Linked DNA regions of Homo sapiens: regions 1 and 3 are each linked to region 2. A link is a contact called in ENCODE Hi-C or POLR2A ChIA-PET data. All regions are on one chromosome and are shown on one strand. Each heading gives the region's core, a stretch centred on a gene start or an enhancer-like site at or near the end of the contact. The rest is flanking DNA. Distances are from core to core; before and after follow the strand shown. Region 1 holds the start of TNIP2 (TNFAIP3 interacting protein 2). Region 2 holds the start of RGS12 (regulator of G protein signaling 12). Region 3 holds the start of TMEM128 (transmembrane protein 128).

Region 1 (3,676 bases), core at 577-3,076, 540 kb after region 2:
TTGAACCTGGGAGGCGGAGGTTGCAATGAGCCAAAAATCACACCACTGCACTCCAGCCTGGGCGACAGATTGAGACTCCGTCTAAAATAAATCAATACGATACAGTACAGTACAATACAATACAATACACCACACCTGACCCCAAGGCTGTTGTTGGATGAGAGACTGTGGATTGTCACATGCACCTTTTACAGTTGAGGCAGAGGCTCAAGGTAGGTCACTGGAATGACGTGCCCCAGGCCACACATTAGCCTCTAACAGCTCTGGGTCCAGTTTTGTTTTTTCCACTCATGCCCCAGACAATCAATAGGCATTGTTTGTAACCATAGCCATGGGGACTGTAGGCTTGCTGTGCAGCAGCCACTGCACTGGACAAGCATTCCATGCACACTCCACCCTCTAGTCCCCACAACAGCCCAACCAGGTAGGGTGGGCACTCGCTCTGCCCTTCCTTCTGCTGAGAGGAAGCCCAGGCTCTGATGAGTAAGAAGGAGCCTTCCATAGCAAAGCCAGGCCTGTGTAGCCCAATGTCCGGGCCATAAGCACTTGGGTGGCTCTGGCTTTGCTTATAGGCTTGTCTGATTCTACAAGCTTGTGTTTTCCCAGGCTCAGCTCAGGCTTGGCTGTGGATCACATAAGGGAAGAAAGTCAAGAAGCTGCTCAGGGGCGGAGCCTGTGGGCAAGTGCACACACAGGGAAGACCCCTGCCCTATCCTGAGTAGGGAACCTTGGAAAGACCCCATGTGTGCTTGGGCATCATTGTGGGGAAGACTGGGCTGTGGAAAAACACTAGCGTTTGTCTGGGAATTTTGGGGAAGGAAAGGGATGGAAAAGCGAAAGGGTGGGAAGGGGCTGGTTTCCTGCTGCTTCTGCTATATAAGAACAGCATCTAGCAGGAAGGTTGTCCCGTGGGCCCATACTAGCCACCTTACAAAGCAGCGTCTGCAGTGGCTGACGCCTGTAATCCCAGCACTTTGGGAGGCTGAGGCCGGTGGATCTACCTGAGGTCAGGAGTTCAAGACCAGCCTGGCCAACATGGTGAAACACCATCTCTACTAATAATACCAAAAAATTAGCAGGGCATGGTGGCGGGCGCCTGTAATCCCAGCTACTCAGGAGGCTGAGGCAGGAGAATCGCTTGAAACTGGGAGGCGGAGGTTGTAGTGAGCCGAGATCGCGCCATTACACTCCAGCCTGGGCAACAGAGCGAAACTCCGTCTCAAAAAGAAGAAAAAAAAGGAAAGAAAAAAGAAAGCGGCGTGCGGGGCAGGGGGTTGGAGCTCTTTCTGGGCTCAGTGTCCCCAGGTGACGGAACACATGCCACGTGCTTGGTGCGCTGCGAGCTCAGCTCCTGGAGCTTCTGTTGCTGCTGTGGCCGCAAGGCCTGGACCCTCGCGGGGAGATTCAGACCCACACTTAGCTCCAGAGCTTGGGGGTTGTCGTTAAGCCCTTCCTTTCCATCAGAGGCTGATGAATCCCCAAACTCCTGGGCTGAGTTCGACTCTCCGACAACTCCTCAGAGGCGGATGTTTGGGGCCACTGGAATAAGCCCAGCACCAGCTGGGGTGTGGACAGCCTCGGGGGCCAGGCCAACTCTCCCGGACGGGTGCGGACGGCAGGGGCGGGGCCGGGCTGTAGGCGGTGGGAGGGGTGGGGCCGGGCGAGAAGGGGCTGGGCGGGCTGCCGTCGGGCGGGGCTGCGCGGGGAAGGGCGGGGCTGCGCGGGGGGCGGGGCTGCGTGGGGGAGGGCGGGGCCGGGCTGTTGTGGGTGGGCGGGGCGCACCGGGGAAAGTTCCGGGAAGGGCGGCAGCCGGCGGGGCCCGGGCGCGGAAGTTGCCGGCGGCCGCGCGGCCTCCCGGGCGGGCCTACAGCCATGTCCCGGGACCCGGGGTCGGGCGGCTGGGAGGAGGCCCCGCGCGCAGCTGCCGCGCTCTGCACCCTGTACCACGAGGCCGGACAGCGGCTGCGCCGCCTGCAGGACCAGCTCGCTGCCCGCGACGCCCTCATCGCTCGCCTCCGCGCCCGCCTGGCCGCGCTGGAGGGGGACGCCGCGCCGTCCCTAGTGGACGCGCTGCTGGAGCAGGTTGCGCGCTTCCGGGAGCAGCTGCGAAGGCAGGAGGGCGGCGCCGCCGAGGCCCAGATGCGCCAGGTACGAGGGCGGGTACCAGAGGAGCTGCGGGAGCGAGAGTGCGTGTGGCGGCCGCCGGGTCCTGGGTGGGTGAGCGAGCGGGCCCCGGGTCCTGAGGGGTTGAGGGGGTACTGGGTCCTGGGGTTGAGTTGGCCTCGGGTCCTGAGGGGTTGGGGGAGCACCAGGTCCTGGGAGTTGAGGGGGTGCCGGGTCCTGGGGGTGAGGGGGCCCCGGCTCCTGAGGGGTTGGGGGAGCATCAGGTCCTGGGGGTTGAGGGGGTGCCGGGTCCTGGGGTTGAGGGACACTAGGTCCTGGGGGTAAGGGGCCGTCGGGTCCTGGGGGTGATAGGGCAACAGCTTCTGGGGGGTGAGGGGACCCTGGGTCCTAGGGGAGAGAGGGGGACCAGGTCCTGAGTGGGATAAGGGGACACCACGGGCTGAGGTGTGCTGGGTCCTGGGGGGTTTGAGGCGTCACCAGGTGCTGGTGGAGGTGAGGGGGCTCTGGGTCCTGCGGGGTGAGGGTGCAAGGTTCTGAAGGGGATAAGCGAATGCTGGATCCTGGGGGGTTGGGAGGGCACTGGGTCCTGGGGGATGGTGAGGAGGCACTGGGTTCTGAGGAGGGGGGTTGGTGCAGTTCTTGGGTTCTGTGTGTGTGTGGTGTATGTTCAGGTGGGCTCTTAGGGGTATTTTGAGGTTCGTGTGTGGGAACACATTCCGAGGGGGGTGTGTGTATGCTGTGTGTATTCTGTGTGTATTGTGTAGTGTGTATGTTCCGGTTGGTTCTTAGGGGTGTTTTGAGGTGTGTGTGCGGGAGACACATTCTGAGGGGTGTGTATGGTGTGTGTGTGTACGCACACATGTGTGTCTTGGGTCCAAGGTCGTGTACTCATATTGTGTTCTAGAGTCCCTTCCAGCCCTCACCCATGCATGTGTCTTTCACTAGTGGCGCTTCAACTCTATGCTGGGAGCAATGGCAAATGCAGCCCGTGTCTGATAAAGGACACAAATCCTAGGCTGGGTGCAGTGGCTCACGCCTGTAATCCCAGTACTTTCGGAGGCAAGGCGGGCAGATTGCCTGAGCCCAGGAGTTCGAGACAAGGCTGAGCAACATGGTGAAACCCTGTCTACAAAAAGTGCAAAAAATTAGCCGGGCATGGTGGCACGTGCCCGTGCTCCCAGCCACTAGGGAGACTTAGGTGGGAGGATCACTTGAGCCTGGGAGGCAGAGGTTGCAGTGAGCCAAGATCGCACCACTGCACTCCAACCTGGGTGACAAAGTGAGACCTTGTCTGAAAAAATTAAATTAAAAATGGACACAAGGGTCCGGACGCGGTGGCTCATGCCTGTAATCCCAGCACTTTGGGAGGCCAAGGCGGCGGATCACGAGGTCAGGAGATTGAGACCATCCTGGCTAACATGGTGAAAACCCATCTCTACTAAAAATACAAAAAATTAGCTGGGCGTGGTGGCGGGCGCCTGTAGTCCCAGCTACTTGGGAGGCGGAGGCAGGAGAATGGCATGAACCCGGGCGGCGGAGCTTGCAGTGAGCC
Region 2 (3,711 bases), core at 1,046-3,545:
CACATACTGTCAACCAGGCCTGCAGAGCCCACTCAGCCCCCTTCTATCAGCCGGAAGCGCTGACTAGCGGCAGCCTCAGCCTGTCCTCCATCTCCTCTACCCCCGACCTTCCCACAGCAGCAGCCAGGCCGGCTGGGTCACCAGCTGTCACCTCTGGGCCCTCACCACCTCCAGGACCTCACTGAGTCCCAGCTCCCAGCGCCACAGGTCTCCTCGGCCTGGCCACCCCTTCTTCCCCGAGACCCTCATCCTAAACAGGGCAGAAAGGGAGCCAGCCCTTGACCCTGGATTCCCTCCTCTTTGCAGTGCCTGTCGAGTGCCTCCCTCCCACCTCCTGACCCTCCCCAGGACATGCCCTCAGGCCGCGCCACCCCTGCCCTCTCCTGAGCACTCCACAGGTCAGTACTGTACCTCCAGTCCACGTGAGGGGCCTTTCCTCCGCCCTTGTCTTTGTCAACCTCCCTGAGACCTCCGGTCACCACTGCCCTGTCGCTCCTCCCTCTGCTCTGCCAGTCACAGAGGCATCCGCATCATTGCAGTTACCAGGGCTAGAACTGTAAGCCTGTCTGATGGCAGGTTCCAGCCTCAGGAGGTCTCAGAGATAAGGCTGGACTTGCAGTTTTAAGAAAAAGACCCAGACAGGGGTGCACCAACTTGTGCAGGCTCAGCCACCCCACTGCCCTTGCCTGAGCCCCTGCCCTCAGCCAACATGGCCTCCCCCACCTGCAGAGCATCCAGCTGAGGCACCACGCAGGGCCCGGGCACCGGATACCCATCATCTCAAGTCCCCAAAAGCACTGGCCACGATGGACCTTTTTATATCGCTTTTTCAGGGGAAGAAACTTCGCACTGTGACAATTACTTTCTAAAGTGAAATATAAACTGGTTCTCCCTTACTCAGAATTGCTCTGCCCTCCCCACGTCGCCTTCTCTAGGGGAAGGCCAGCAGGACTCCACCCCAGCAGCCCTTGCTGCCCAAAGCCGCCTCTCTGCCCTCCTTGGTAGTCTCCTTGCTGTGAATGGTGGGGCTGCTGCCTTGCCTGGGAAGGCCCCCCAGCGCCCCTTCTGTGCAGGCCTTGCCGGCCATCCTGCACGTCCCTGTGGCCTCAGAAGGGCCCTGCACAGGACGGCATGGACCACGCTGAGGACTTCAGACAAAGACACTCTTAGCCCTTGCAGCAGCTCCAAAGACAGGTCCAATGAGGAAACTCAGGCACAGAGAAGGTGGTCACCTGCCCAGGGACACATTCCCAGCAAGTGACCAAGCAGGTGAGAGGCCAGGTGGTCCTCTCTGTCCACACTCCACGGCTCTGGGCCCCCTCTGTGTTCACCCTCCACTGTCTACACTCCATGGCTCTGGGCCCCTTCTCTGTCTGCACGGCTATGAGACTCTGTCTACACTCCACAGCTATGGGTCCCCTCTCTGTCTACACTAGATGGCTCTGGGCCCTCTCTCTGTCTACACTCCACGGCTCTGGGCCCCCTCTCGGTCTACACTCCACGGCTCTGGGCCCCCTCTCTGTCCACACTCCACAGCTCTGGGCCCCCTCTCTGTCTACACTCCACTGTTTATACTCCATGGCTCTGGGCGCCCTTTCTGTCTACACTCCACAGCTCTGGGTCCCCTCTCTGTCCCCATTCCACAGCTTTGGGCCCCTCTCTGTCTACACCGCACGGCTCTGGGACCCCTCTGTCTACACTGCACAATCGCGGCACCGCGGCTGAGGCGACCCCAGGTCGCTGCAGTGCGTCTGGAGTTCGGGTCTCGGAAGGCAGCTTCTGCCCTAACAAAGCGGCCGCTCGTGGAGTCCGACGAGGGAACCCTCCCAGCGCTCCCGGGCGCATCTCGCCCGCGGGACCCCCTGCCCGGCGCCGCCCCCGCGGGTCCCGCCAAGGGCCCGGGCGGGCCTCACAGCGCGGGGCCCCAGGAGGCCGCGCACCCGCCCGGCCGGAGGCCCCACAGGCCCGCGCCCCGCGCCGCCCGCCCCCGCCCCCGCCCCGCCCCGCCCCGCGCCGGGCCCGGGACCAGGAGCCTGAGTCAGGCCGGCGAACAAAAGGCAGGGCGGGCGGGCGGCGACCCCGAGGGGACGGGCGCCGCGCAGGGCTGGCCGGGATCGGCCGGGAGGCGGAGGGCGCGGGCGCGCGCCCCGGAGACGAAAGAAAGAGCGGAGGCGGCGCGCCCTGCCCCCGCCCCGGCCCCGGCCCCGCACACCTACCGGGCCGCGCCGCTCGCTCCCGCTCCGGGCGCTTCGGCCCGCGCCACCGCCCGCGCGCGCAACGGTCGCCTCGGCAGCCACCGCCCCCCGGGGTCGAGGCGAGGGCGGGGCCGAGGCCGGAGGAGGGGCGGGGACGGAGAGGGGCGGGGCGAACCTGGTGAGGCGGGGCCAAGGGGGTGGGGTTGGGGCGGGGCGATGCGGGGGCGGGGCACGGGGCGGGGCGAGGGCCTTCGCGTCGGGACAGCGTGGTAACGGGACTGCCAGGGAAGCAGGGATGAGAAGAAGCGAGGGACGGGGCCTCCACGGCCGGGGGCGGGACTTCCGTTGGGGGCGCGGCGGCGCTGGTGCGCACGGTGTGTACCCGCACTGGCCCGGCCCTGGTGCTGGGAGCGACTGCGTTCCCGCAAGCTGGTTTTCTCTGCCTCCGCTGGCCCGGGACACCCTGCGAAGGGCAGGTCGGTGTGGCCGGGAGGAGCCGCCCCTGCCTGGGCTGTCTCTGTCCTTCGCCGTCGGTGTCCGAGGAAGTCCCGCTCCCGTTGGGTCTCTGTGCCCGGGAAACCTGGCTGTGGGGAGTCAGGCCCCGGCGCCCTGGCTTTTCGGCTGGGCAGATGCCCGGAGCTGGCGGCAGCTTCGGGGGCGGCGTGAGTTCCCGCGGCGAAGCCACGGGGACAGCCAGGAAAGGCCGTTCCCTCCGGGCCCCGGGACGCCCGCGAAGGCGGCGCGGTGACTGCGGCGTCCAGCGGGTCTGCCCCTCCCGGAGCGCGGGCAGCAGCGAGGGCGGGACCGGAGGCACCGCTGGCACGAGAGGAGGAGCTGCCCGGCCCCGGCCTGCGCCTCTGGCCCTGTCCCAGCCGCCGCCTTCACCCTTTAGGCCGGAGTTCCTTCCTCGCCCTCTTCGTGTCTTCCTTCCCCGGCGCTGGGTCTCCCTGCCCCTTCCTTCCTGCCTTCCCCTCATTCTCTCCCGCCGCGTTTTTCCCTCGAGACGCATCCGTCGCTGCTGTTCACGCTCCAGCCCTGCCGCCCGCCCAGGGACTCGGCCCCTCTCGGGTTTGCTTCTTTCCTGTCACCTGCCTTGATGGGCTCAAAACGCTTCCCCTCCGTCCCCGCCACCGCCCCATGGTTTCTTGGCAGCTCTCCATCATCTAGTCTTGTGTGATTAGTTTGGATCCCAGGAGGAAACCAATGGCATTCTCAGTGGGACAATTAATTAAGAGTCCAGCAGGGTTCCCGCTGGCAGAGGCGCGGTCCGGGAGCCGGGAAGCCACAGGGCGGTGCTGAATTGGGACAGGTAACAGCAGGGAGGGAACTGTTTTCACCTGCAGGGCTGAAGGAGCGCGGCCAGAGCGGTTACAGGAAGCCAGACAAAGAGAGAGAGATACTTAACAGGAGCTGCGACCTATGGCCAAGGGACACAGCCAGCCCTTGATGACCCAGCAGAGAGAGCCAGGGAAGAGGCCAGGCGCGGTGACTCGTGCCAGTAATCCCAGCACTTTGA
Region 3 (3,753 bases), core at 742-3,241, 960 kb before region 2:
GGAGAAACCTGATCTGACCTGAACATACCATGTATGGGAACCTGGGATAGCGGCGATGCTCTTGGGAGTATTCAGTTACCACGGAGGCCCTGCACTGACCCTTTTTCGAGGAGACAATCAACAGAAGATTGTATTTGATGGGACAAATTCACTTCCTGTTAACAAGGCTTCTAACCCCGTACGAGAGAGAAGAGAGGGCAAAGACTTCAGTTGACTTTGAATAAATGAATCCAGTTCTTTAGGAGTCTTGAAAGAAAAAAAAAACAGAAAAAAAAAAACAGGATAAAGGAGGTATTGTTTAGAAAGGCCATATGATCCACCCAGCTGTTAAATCCTGTGCTCCGAAGGGGGAAGAAAGGCTGAAGAAATGATAAATCAGTAGGGATTTGGTATTTCTCTCTTTTTTTTAATTTTTTTTATTTTTATTTTTGAGAGGGAATCTCACTCTGTTGCCCAAGCTGGAGTGCAGTGGCAGGATCACTGCAGCCTCCTTCTCCCAGGTTCAAGTGATTGTCCTGCCTCAGCCTCCAGAGTAGCTGGGATTACAGGTGCCGGCCACCATTCCCGGCTAACTTTTGTATTTTTAGTAGAGACGGGGTTTCGCCATGTTGGCCAGGCTGGTCTCAAACGCCTGACCTTGTGATCCGCCCGCCTCGGCCTCGCAAAGTGTTGGGATTACAGGCGTGAGCCACCGCGCGCGGCTGGCACTCTTTTCTTGAGTATTTCTTATTACATTCCTTTTACAAACACCCCAACACATCGAAGATATTAAACAGTGCCTACTAATTCAAATTTTACTTCCTATGTAGCTGGCTCTCCACCCCTGTATTCAACTCACCTGAAACCACTCTCCCTGCTCTCCCACACTGCAGCAGAATAAACTGCCCTTTATATGTACAGTGTTTCTATTATGCCCCATGTACAGTGTTTTTATTATGGCACTGTATTGAAGCTGCTTCCTCTACTAGATTCTTCTGTCCTCACCATTTTATCACATGCAGCTGCTCAGAAAATGTTGGCTGCATTGATGAAATGCTTTCATACATTTACAAATAGAGTTTTCTTGTAATATACCTCTGTGGTTTTCTTTGGACAAGGAGCTCCTCACGTGCAAGGCCATGTCTTACTCATCTTTATCTCCACTGCTAGCATGGTGCCTAACAGCTCCTACCAAATAGTAGATGCTCAGTAAACGTTTGCGTGGCTAAGCCCACCATTTCTCAGCACATGACACGCTGGGAAACGGCTGGGAGAGTAATACGCGGGATTATTGACGAAGAAAAAGTTGTGAACTCGTAACACACAGTTTGTGGGCGTGAGCAGTGTGGAAAACCGCAGTTTGCTGGGAAAGCAATTTAGTTCCCTCGGTTCAGGCTGGGAGGATTTTTCACAAGTGGCGAGGAGGAGGCTCACATGAACCACATACAGGTACTTCTCACTGAAACGCACAACAAATCTAGAGCCAAGTGTAATAACGAAACGGGCCCCAAGAAGTTTATTTAATGCCCAGGGCCCCCAAGTGGTCACTGCCAGGCTCTAGCATCCTGTCCAGCAGGCCTTTCTCCTCCTTTCAAGTCTTGCTGGACGACTCCTGAAAAGCAAAAGTAGGAAAAAAACTGGGGGCTGAGAGTGGAAGGCTGGACAGAGGGTATGTCTCCTGCTCTGGCACCCGGAAGCCTGCGAGGGCTTCGGAAGCGCAGCGTCTCACGGTCGCGCATCCCGGCCCTGGACGCATCCAGCGGCAGCGGTAATCCTGGTCCTCCTGGGCTTCCGTAGGTCGGAATAAACTTGGGAACTCTTCCACCGGCAAAGCTCAGTGTTTTAAAATTCAAATCACACTTGCCGACATGAGAGCGGAACCTTTGAGGCCGACTCCACCCTAGCTGCTCGCTAACTAAACAGCGAAGAGAACACAGTCTCCAATCCAAACGCCAGGAGGTCCAGACCCGGAGCGGACGCCGGAAGCGCTGTGTCTGACGTCACTTCCGTCGCATTTCGGGGCGGTACCAAGATGGACTCCTCGCGGGCCCGGCAGCAGCTCCGGCGGCGATTCCTCCTCCTGCCGGACGCCGAGGCCCAGCTGGACCGCGAGGGTGACGCCGGGCCGGGTGAGGCGCGCACCAAGCCGCCCCGAGGTTCTCAGAGGCGAGGCGTCGGAAAACGGCCGGCCTCCGGCAGCCCTGGCCCAGTCTGGAAGGACTGAGTTTCGGCTTTGCAAGTCGAATATTTAATGTCAGGGAAGATCCTTAGAATCGCGGAGTGCTGTGCATCGTCATTTCAGCTGCGCTTCAGAATTCTCTGGAGAGCTGATTTGACACCTATTTGGAAATAGCGATTAAAATTAAAAATACCCACCAGTTTTAAGTCTTAAGGATTTACCAGAAACATGCGTGTACCGCAGTGTACAATGATGTGCGCAGTGTTTCACTTCAGGATTGCTTGTAATAGCGAATTACTGGAAATATCTGCCTTGCCCGTCAGCAGAAAGCTGTTTAAGTAAATTTGGGTATATGTATACCTGACACATCAGGTCGACTCGTATGTACCAATGGGGATGATTTTCAAAGGGAAGTGTGGAACACTATGGTATGCCGCCATTTGGGTACAAAACAGGTAACTTGTGATGTATGTTCACCTGTGAATGCATAGAATATGGAAGAATTCAGTAGAAATTGTAAGTGGTGGTTGCTTCTGGGGATTAGATCTGAGGTTAAGGATGGGAGACAGATACTTCATTTTGGATATTTTTTATCTCATATGTTTTAAAACCACGTCCATTTATTACCTTTTAAAATTAAAAACACGAATAACCTCATGCCCAGGCATGATGATGTATACATTTTGAGGATATCCCAGAATATTACGAACATGCTTCCCAGGGTTTCCGATGGTCATCTAAAGGCCCAAAACCTCAGATGTGGACCATTGATTCTCACGTGAACCTAGAGGGCATGTCAGAATCCCCGGAAAACTTAATAGAAATCATCCATCTGACCCAACCCCCATCCACCCATTCTTTCAGATTGCGTTCCAGACAGGAAAAATGTCTTGTCCATCACCTGTCTAGACAGTGCTGTGCTGGAACTAGAGCTCTGGTGTGCCGTTTCCACTTTTGAGCTGTGTTTAAAGTAACTAAAATATTTAGTTATAGGCTGGGCAGGGTAGCTCACGCCTGTAATCCCAGCACTTTGAGAGGCTGAGGCGGGCTGATCACGAGGTCAGGAGTTCGAGACCAACCTGGCCAAATAGAGCAGCCTGGCCAAGATGGTGAAACCCCGTCTCTACTAAAAATACAAAAATTAGCCCGGCGTGGTGGCAGGCGCCTGTAATCCCAGGTACTCGGGAGGCTGAGGCAGGAGAATTGCTTGAACCCGGGAGGCGGTGGTTGCAGTGAGCCGAGATCAAACCATTCCACTCCAACCCGGGCGACAGAGGAAGACTCCGACTCAAAAAAAAAAAATTTAGTTATAAAAGTGTTCTTGGAAGACCACAAGTCCAGTTCATGCGCTAATGTTTGCCTTTGGCATTTTTCCTAATTAACAAGACTAATTACTTTCCTAGAAGAAATGTGAAACATAATATTAAAATTCTTACATTTCCAGGTGACATTGTTATTTCCGAAAGACGATGAAAGTGTAAATTTGATTTCACAATGTATTTAGAGGAAATAAATTGACTGTATTGACCATATTTTATAGTGGGCTCTTATTTTTTGTAAATATAAACCTATCTCAAGGGTTTTACAGAAGGATT

What was found. A loop is a pair of places that touch in the nucleus more often than their neighbours do. ChIA-PET counts read pairs that join two places held with the same protein, here RNA polymerase II (POLR2A). Pooled maps may share reads with other maps.
Region 1: a loop to region 2 is called in a map with no recorded cell type, with 13 times the contacts of the local background. The contact joins the promoter of TNIP2 here to the promoter of RGS12 in region 2. A Hi-C loop is called at or near these places in 1 of 168 maps with a recorded cell type or tissue (ascending aorta), 2 of 37 single-sample maps with no recorded cell type and 19 of 50 pooled maps.
Region 3: a loop to region 2 is called in a map of ascending aorta, with 4 times the contacts of the local background. The contact joins the promoter of TMEM128 here to the promoter of RGS12 in region 2. A Hi-C loop is called at or near these places in 1 of 168 maps with a recorded cell type or tissue (ascending aorta) and 11 of 50 pooled maps. POLR2A ChIA-PET finds 5 or more read pairs at or near these places in 1 of 52 experiments (Caco-2).

The regions. Positions count from the first base shown.
Region 1 is chr4:2,754,486-2,758,161 of GRCh38, reverse strand. TNIP2 (TNFAIP3 interacting protein 2) reads left to right here and starts at 1,826. Exons shown (of 6, transcript NM_024309.4): 1 at 1,826-2,148. The coding sequence starts at 1,873. RefSeq lists silencers at 1,364-1,503, 1,684-2,203, 2,224-2,283.
Region 2 is chr4:3,291,605-3,295,315 of GRCh38, reverse strand. RGS12 (regulator of G protein signaling 12) reads right to left here and starts at 2,295. Exons shown (of 18, transcript NM_001394154.1): 1 at 2,217-2,295. RefSeq lists silencers at 1-136, 2,160-2,209, 2,220-2,699, 2,880-2,989 and an enhancer at 921-1,506.
Region 3 is chr4:4,246,461-4,250,213 of GRCh38, reverse strand. It overlaps TMEM128 (transmembrane protein 128), which reads left to right and starts at 1,991. Exons shown (of 5, transcript NM_001297551.2): 1 at 1,991-2,108. The coding sequence starts at 2,012. RefSeq lists enhancers at 1,611-1,720, 2,023-2,649.